Linked DNA regions of Homo sapiens: region 2 is linked to region 1. Evidence: read pairs that join two places in POLR2A ChIA-PET (ENCODE). Cell type or tissue: GM12878. All regions are shown on one strand. Each heading gives the region's core, and the rest is flanking DNA. Links, peaks and the distances in the headings are about the cores only. Region 1 has its middle 4.8 kb from the start of GCLC-AS1. Region 2 has its middle 45 kb from the start of MIR5685.

What was found. Peaks named below come from ENCODE experiments on the same cell type or tissue, not always from the same donor. Only the 100,000 strongest peaks of a DNase experiment are listed, where the experiment ranks them.
Region 2: POLR2A ChIA-PET joins it to region 1 with 6 read pairs; 3 of 35 experiments call an interaction of 5 or more read pairs at or near these places.

What each region holds. Positions count from the first base shown.
Region 1 is chr6:53,424,448-53,428,848 of GRCh38, forward strand. No RefSeq gene overlaps it. Among named protein-coding and RNA genes, the nearest start is that of GCLC-AS1, 4.8 kb to the right of the region's middle. In GM12878, for the core only: no CTCF peak of the experiment used is centred there; DNase peaks (open chromatin) are centred at 2,424 and 2,704.
Region 2 is chr6:53,229,689-53,234,089 of GRCh38, forward strand. No RefSeq gene overlaps it. Among named protein-coding and RNA genes, the nearest start is that of MIR5685, 45 kb to the right of the region's middle. In GM12878, for the core only: no CTCF peak of the experiment used is centred there; a DNase peak (open chromatin) is centred at 2,183.

The DNA.
Region 1 (4,401 bases), core at 127-4,126:
AACACTATTTAAGAAGAGAAGAATGAAAATGGGAAGTAATTAACAGTCTTTGTCACATATGTGCATTTAAAAGTAACTTGAGAAGAATATCAGGAAACTGTTCTCAGTGGTTATCTGGTGAGGGGGGGAGGAGGTGGCAGGTGAGAACAAGACAGATGAGGAAGAATAGTTGCAGAGAGAGTCTTCACTATATCTCTTGCAACATATTTTGACTATGAACCATGGATAGGTATTACCTATTTCTAAACTTAGATTAATTTAAAATTCTTTCCTAAAGATAAGTAAATAAGATAAGAGAAAATAAAGAAAAAAATATTCCAGCCAGTCTAAACTTTGGTAAGAATAAAAGAGCCATGGAGTTCAGTGAGCTAATGGCCCCCAACTCTAGGGCCGTTAATGACCTAATCAGAGGAAGAAGGTATAACCAGGGTATATTAGTTTTCTATTGCTGTGTAACAAATACCACAACCTTAGCAGCTCAAAATAACACAAATTTATTATCTCACAGTTTTTGTGTTGGGAGTCTGGTTTTAACTGGGTCCTCTACTCAAGGTCTCATAAGGCTTAAATTAAGATGTTGTATAGCTGTGCCATCATCAGGAGGTTCAACTAGGGAAAGAGCCACTTCCAAACTCACTTAAATTGTTGGCAGAATACATTTCCTTGTTGTTGTCAGCTGTAGTCTGGGGACACTCCCAACTGCTAGAGGCTGCCCTCAGGTCCTAGCCACACGGTCCCTCCATTTCAGCAACACGCCTTTGTCAAATTTTGCTCATACTTTAAATCTCTGTTTTTCCTTCTGTGACCAGCCAAAGAAAACTCACTGCTCTTAAGTGGCTAATATGATTAAGATAGGTACACATACATAGTCTTCCTTTCTTAAAGTTAACTGCGCCCATAAAGATCAATGGAATAGAATAGACAGCTCAGAAACAAACCCTCACATATGCAGCCAAATGATCTTCAACAGGGGTGCCAAGATCACTCAGTGGGAGAAAGGACAGTCTCTTCAACAAATGGTTCAAAGAAGTTGAACTCCTGACCTCAGGTGATCCGCCCGCCTCATCCTCCCAAAGAGCTGGGATGAGAGGTGTGAGCCGCCGTGCCAGGCCCAGCCCCACATTATTTACATTCAAATTTCCCACGGACATTGTTTAATCATTAAGATCTGGGACAAAGTTAAAAATGCTAGCAACAGCGATTTCAAGTCCTTACCTCTCCCAATTTCCTATGTGTGTTCAAATGATTAACTCTTTAAGATATATTTTGGCCTGGCGCAGTGGCTCATGCCTGTAATTCCAGCACTTTGGGAGGCCAAGGAGGGCGGATCATGAGGTCAAGAGATAGAGACCATCCTGGCCAACAGAGTGAAACTCCGTCTCTACTAAAAATACAAAAAATTAGCCGGCGTGGTGGTGGGCGCCTGTAGTCCCAGCTACTCAGGAGGCTGAGGCAGGAGAATCACTTGAACCCAGGAGGCGAAGGTTGCAGTGAGCCAAGATTGCGCCACTGCACTCCAGCCTGGTGACAGAAACCCACATAAAAGGAAGGAGGCTGGAATTAAATTTTAAATTAAATTAAATTTTCTTTTACTATAAAAATGTTAATGTGCAGAAAAGTAGAGAAAGTCATGTACTGAACCACCAAGTATACATTACCCAGTAGTTCCAGCATTTATTGAGTGCCTGTGCAAATCATTGTACAAAATATTTGTGAAACACTGTTTTCACTTTATTCTCTCAACAACCTTTTAAAATAAATGTCATCTTACTTAACGATAAGATAAATATTATACCTTATGTATGCAGAACATTGAGACTCAAGTTGGGTAAAAAATTGCTCGAGGTTACGCAACTCATAATTTGTAGAGCTAGAATTTAATTTTATTTATTTGTTTTCTCTCTTTTTTTCTATCCCATTATTACTCATTTTCCTCCCTAGTCCATTATGCTATTATTGCCCAATTACATCTTTATATGTTATAAATCCATCAATAGTTTTATAAGTATTACTTTATGCAGTTGTCTTAAATCAGAAAAATTACAAGCAAACACACATTTATGCTTTTATAAGTCACCTGTGTAGTTACCCTTATTGCTGCTTTTTATTTCTTTGTGAGGATTCGAGTTACTGTTTAGCATCCTTTCATCTCACTTGTAGGGCAGTTCTGCCAGCACAGAGCTAGGATTAGAACCAAGGTCTTCTAACTCCAAGTTAAAGGCTATTTCTACCACATCTCAGGGGCATGAGAGCCTGTGAGTTCCAGGACTATCTTTCCATGAGGAGCTCAATTTCATCATTCTGGATATTGGTCCCGCCAGAATTTCTCATCACTCTTATGAATCCTTTTCACCCTTCATTGCCACAGAAGTTTTAATGAGCAAGCGAGTCGTACTGTTTTCTTGGTTTCTTTTCCGGTATCATATGACTACAGGTGAATGAGATATGGTTAGCAGCAAGCCAGATGTTAAGAAGCAGTGATCTCATTGTTCAATTCCCACCTATAACTAACCTGCACATTGTGCACATGTACCCTAAAACTTAAAGTACAATTAAAAAAAAAAAAGAAGCAGTGAGGCAGGGGAGAGGTGGGAATTGAAACCCACAGTTATGATGTGAGTTCAGGTAGCCAAAGACAAATGGATAATCTAATTATGAATCTAGTTGTGAGAAAAGCAGTATTTGCTAAACTCAGTAGTGAGATTAGGAACTGAGTCATCAGATCAGAGAGAAGGCAGACCAAAGTGAGCCAAATATAAGCAAGTAAAAATCTCTGAGCATTATAATTCAAAGAGATCTGTGTGTTGGATGACTAGGGCTAGTTCCAGAAATGGCGCATAAAAATTAGTTGCCTTTTGTTCAATGCTTGCAGCTGTAGGTGGAAGTGTCAGGGCTACGTGTTCACCTGGTAGAAAGTTCTAAACTGGGCATGATCTAGGAAGGGGAAGGAAGCCTCTAGGATCCTTCCTCTGAGCCATATCCTTCCCAATGTATTAAATCATTATTTATTTAATTTTGAATAATATATGCAGGGCTTCTCAAGAAGAATGGACATCTTGAAGTTCCAGCTATAATTTTAAAAAGAAGAAAACTCCCTATAATTTAAGTGTTTAATCCTATTAGTATATTTCAATTACAGCATGTATGAACTCATTTGGAGAGGACATAAAAAATCTAAGTTTATGGTCTTTATGAGTATGAGACCCATGGTTAATGGGCCTTCTGGTAAAATTCCCTCTCCTCAGCCATACCCTGCAATAGCTCAGATGTCAGGGACCTATTCAAAACGTATTGGTTTTATAAAACTGATACATGCTTATCACAAAAAGGGCTACGGAAGAGTATATAGAAGAAAGTTAAAAAACAAAACCAACAAGCAAAACCCCCACTATCAACTACCCAGAAATAATTGTCATAACATTTGGCAACATCATCCTAGTTCCTAGTGATCTCTCTATGTATGTACCCATATTCACACATAGACATAATTCTACAAAAATGGGACCTACTGTAAATGCTTTTTTTAAAAAACAAAAAGCATTAAATTTGTCTTTACTTGAACTAAACTGGAGAAAAGCTAGTGAAATTGGTAGAATTGCTCAATCTCAGATTAATAAGTTTCTTCACATCAAGCAATTTTATTTTCCTAGAAGATAACTCTAAAATTTCAAAAGATTTTTTTACTTAAAAAAAAAAAACCCAATCACCAAAATGCTTCAATTCAAGCAGTATCTATGGATCTGCCTGCACTGAAGGTAAGCAACATGGCACCATCTTTCTAACCTACCCCTACAACACCATATTTCTGTTAAGTGTATTATTATTTTTTCATTATCAAGATTCATAAATTTACTCTGTCCTGTAGCCATAATTCTCAGCTTTGCTTTTTCTTTAAGCCATTGAATGTGTTTAATGACCAACCTTCCACTTCCGGGTTTTTAATTTTTCACTTAACAATTGGCTTGCTGGGTTTTGTTGTTGGATGGCTTTTTCAAAAATAATTCATGAGCACTAAATTTCATGAATTGCTGCTTATTTTAAAGTTTGTTTCCTGCCTTTATGTTTCAAGCACAATTAGATGGACACAAAGTTACCCTTTCCTTTCCTCAGAACTTTGTAAGCAGAGCTCCATTGTCTTCTGGCATTGAATGCTGCTGCTGAGGTTTTGGAGGTCAGGCTCATCTGCACCTCCCTCACAGCCCTTACACTTAGAGGAGCTTTTCTTTTTCTACATGGATGTCCTTAAAGCTTTTAGTTTATTTCAAGATATGTGTAAGCATTAAATATTCTTTATCAGATTTTCCTGGGAAATTTTTTCTAGTGCTTTGTGTTCTCTTTTTGTTATTAAATCTTTAAGTACATTTTCTTTCACTATTTGCTTTTTAAAATTTAAGAATACCC
Region 2 (4,401 bases), core at 224-4,223, 190 kb before region 1:
GAGATTTCCAGATGCTTAATGAGAGATTTGGTATCAAGAAAGATTATTTATTTATTTATTTTGAGATGAGTCTCACTCTGTGGCCCAGGCTGGAGTGCAGTAGCGCAATCTTGGCTCACTGCAACCTCTGCCTCCTGGGTTCAAGCAATTCTCCTGCCTCAGCCTCCCAAGTAGCTGGGATTACAGGCGCCTGCTACCATGCCCGGCTAATTTTTAAATTTTCAGTAGAGACAGGTTTCACCATGTTGGCCAGGCTAGTCTGGAACTCCTGACCTCAAGTCGTCTGTCCGCCTCAGCCTCCCAAAGTGCTGGGATTTTATAGGTGTGAGCCACCAGGCCTGGCCTCAAGAACGATTTCAAAGGTTTGGTTTACTATCCCATCTTTTCACCTCCAAAGAACTATACAATGTGAACTATGTTATTCTGACTCCCCCTAAGTGAGAATGGGACTGGACTTCCCCCAGTCCTCTGATTATCCTAGTCCCAAACATTTTTTTCCAGAGCCTACAATGCCCGAGGCACTGGCCTAGGCACTGGGGACACAGTGTCAAATCTCAATAGATTCACCTCATTCCCTGACCTCATTGGAGATAAGGTTCTTGTGAGGAAGACAGCTTATCACACAACTAACTCGTGATAAATGTTGTGAAGCAGACATTAAAGAGGCAACGAGAGAAGTGATCTTCAGCTGAAGTAGAGGTGATATTGAGCTTTAGTGATCTTCAGCTGAAGTGGAGGTGATATTGAGCTTTAGTGATCTTCAGCTGAAGTGGAGGTGATATTGAGCTTTAGCATGTGAACAAGGTTCCCAACATTGTGTCATGGCAGTGGTTTTCAAGTTGTACTTTCTAGAAGCATTTTTGGACCTCTAAGGAAGAGTGGGGAAAGGGGAAAAGGACTGACAGCTCAAAGTAGGGTAGGGTTGAGAGGCAATAGATTTATTTACCCAAGCATTGGAGACTTACTTTCTCTGAGTATCATAGCTGCAGCAGGAGGTGGGATGAATTTGCAACATCTGAAAGCAAAAAGATTTGAGAGTTGCTCATAAGGGAATAAATAAATACAATCTGATATTCCCTGGTTTCGTGTCACCAGCTTATCTATAAACTTACAAACGTCTTATGATTCCTGGAACCTCTCCTGGTCTCTGGCACCCACAGCTTCAACTCCAATTTCCCGGGGTTGCTGGGTGCTTACCCCCAAAAGCCCAGCTGCATCAGGACACTCTGTCGTATCGAAATGGAAGAATGTCCTGGTAGAGCTGAAGCTCTGCTTCTACTGTCTCATGCCGCAACAGCTACAAGTCCTGCTCCCTCCAGAAAGCCATGCTTGCTAGTTAGGTCTTCTTTCTCCACCTCTCTCAGGAAGGGGGTTTAAAACAAGAGGAGATGCTAGACAGTCTCTTTGTTAATAACAACCACTGCTATTTATTGCATGCTTACTGTGTCCCAGTATTTTATTTTTAATATCACAACAATCCCATGAGGAAAGAAATATTAGCTCTGGATCCTAGATGTGAAACCCGAGGTTCAGAAAAGTTATGAATCTTGCCCAAATTTATACTGCTCATAAGTGACAGTGCCAGGTGTGAGCCCTTTGTGTGTGCTCCAAACCATTCAGTGAAAAAAGCAAGAAGTCAGCTGGGCGTGGTGGCTTACACCTCTAATCCCAGCACTTTGAGAGGCTGTGGCGGGCAGATCATGAGGTCAGGAGTTCGAGACCAGCCTGGTCAACATAGCGAAACCCTGCCTCTATTAAAAATACAAAAATTAGCCAGGCATGGTGGCACACACCTGCAGTCCCAGCTACTCAGGAGGCTGAGGCAGGAGAATCACTTGAACCTGGGAGGCAGAGGTTGCAGTGAGCTGAGATCATGCCACTGCACTCCAGCCTGGGTGACAGAGCAAGACTCCATCTCAAAAAAAAAAAAAAAGGCAAGAAGTCTTAGACCACTTCTCTAGTGGTAGGCACAGAGTCATTCAGATAAGGCCATTAAAAAAGAAGGTGGAAGGGGAAGATGAGTTAGTACTTGAAATTCTGCTGTCTTGACACAAATAGCCTATCCCGAAATGATAAATGTATTTGTTAATGGAATTTACCCATTTTATACATCGCACATGTTTTGTATGTGGTGTTGAGCATAAAGGTCTTCATTATGAGTCAGGAAATGTAAGTTCCACTTCCAATATGAGCTGTGTCGCTGTCACAAATGGCTTTATTATTCAAAATTTTCAGACCACAGTTTCCGTCTTCATTTGACTGAGAATAATTCAACGACAGAGAATGTTCTAGTCTCCTTTGTGTCTCTAGTATCTAGTACAGGCCCCAAAATGTTTCAGGGTGGAATGGCTAGGGAAGGAGGAGAATAAAGGAGGAAGAGATTTATCTTGTAACATCTGTCCTGATGTTAGCAATATTAATTAAAACAGTTTGCAGGTTTTGTTGAAAAGGTCTGTTGTCCATCTTGGTGGCAAACTAGGAGGAAATGGTATCTAGCAAAGGCCTCTTTGGCATAAAGGGCACAGAATGTGAAACTGACATGTACACACAATGGGATGCCTTCCTTTGGCCACCCTTCGTTTCCCCTTGTTCTTTCCGAAGCAACTGACACCACAAAATGAGAAGAGGTGGAACGGGAGAACGGCTCGCAACAATGACTTACCTGGCTGCTTCCTTTTCAGTTACCTTTGTGGACAGACACAAGAATGCAGAGGCCAGAGCTGCCCTAACACAATGTGGAATTGTGAGCTAGTTTTGTGCCACTAAATATTCTTTGTGCCACTATATATTCTTCAGTGTCCTCAATTCTTTTTACCTTTGCAGAGCTAACTCTTATTTTAGGGTTGTGCCAGGATTTAAACTGGGAGCATCAGCTGCAGAGGGCAAAGGAGTCAAGCTAATAAGCTCTCCAATTCTGCTTCTTGCAGACTGCTTCAGTTTTGAAGGAGAAGTCGTCATTTTTAGAATTCTTACTTGCGTTCACCCTGTACCCTGAATGATTAACTCCTAGTGTGTCCCTTAAGTTTAACCCATATTCCCCCTCTGCTCCTAGGAATGTGAGCACGCTTTCCACTCAGTGACCAGGATTTTAAAAAACTATTTTCAATCTGCCTCCTCTTCCTCTACCCATTTCCCCAATTGCAGCCCTTACCCTCCACCCCTCTCCTATTAAACTCATGTCCATTCAATCTCCAGACTTGTTGGGGGAAGTGGCAGCATTGTAAGATAAACCTTAAGCAATTATTAGTATTTATTTATTTATTTTGAGACGGAGTCTCTCTCTTTCGCCCAGGCTGGAGTGCAGTGGCGTGATCTTGGCTGCAAGCTCCGCCTCCGGGGTTCAAACGATTTTTCTGCCTCAGCCTCCCAAGTAGCTAGGACTACAGGCGCACGCCACCATGCCTAGCTAATTTTTGTATTTTTAGTAGAGATGGGATTTCGTCATATTGGCCAGGCTGATATCGAACTCCTGACCTCGTGATCTGCCCACCTCGGCCTCCCAAGGTGCTGGGATTACAAGCGTGAGCCACTTGCACCCGGCCTATTTTTTTCTTTATCTTAAGTTCCAGGGTACATGTGCAGGATGTGCAGGTTTGTTACATAGGTACACATATGCTATGGTGGTTTGCTGCACCTATCAACCCATCGCCTAGGTATTAAGCCCCACATGCACTAGCTGTTTTTCCTGGTGCTCTCCCACCTCCGGCACCCCAGCCTGAAGTTATTATTAAAGTTCAGTTTAACTCTTGTGGTGTCTACAAAGCGTGACTTTGTTGAGTCTTCAACAGATTGTAGCATTACTCACCTTATGTCATTAAACTGGAGAGGCTGGGGTGATAGGATAAGGGAAGCACACAGCTCAGCATGTGGGGAGTTTATTTAAAACTCTTGTGTCTTTCATTGACTAGGCAGATGAAGTCATTGCTGACATATAAATCAACAAAATACTTTTAAAATGTAACTTTCTTTCGTGGTTTGTTATAATAAATTACCCCTGACTACTCTTTAAAAAAATCACAAAGAGAAAATTATAATTTTCCTTCATCAAGTTCAATACTTGTGAGCGTCTTTCAGGTAAATTAAGAGGAAAAATACATACAAATAGTTACATTTTGGAAATATTTGCACCTAAAACAACAGAATATGTTCTATGGGAGTAATAAGTAGTTCCTAATGTTGATTTATCTAAATGTATTATTTCTTTTTTTTAATAATGTGACTATGATGACCAGGAAAGGAGCCAAAAAAAAAAAAAAGGTTTGAAAATAAATGAAAATAAATGCAAAACCTTAAGTGGTGCACACCTGTAATCCCAGCAATTGCGGGCGGGGGAGGTGGGGCAGTGGCTGAGGCTGGAGAATGGCTTGAGCCCAGGAGTTTGAGACCAACCTGAGCAACATA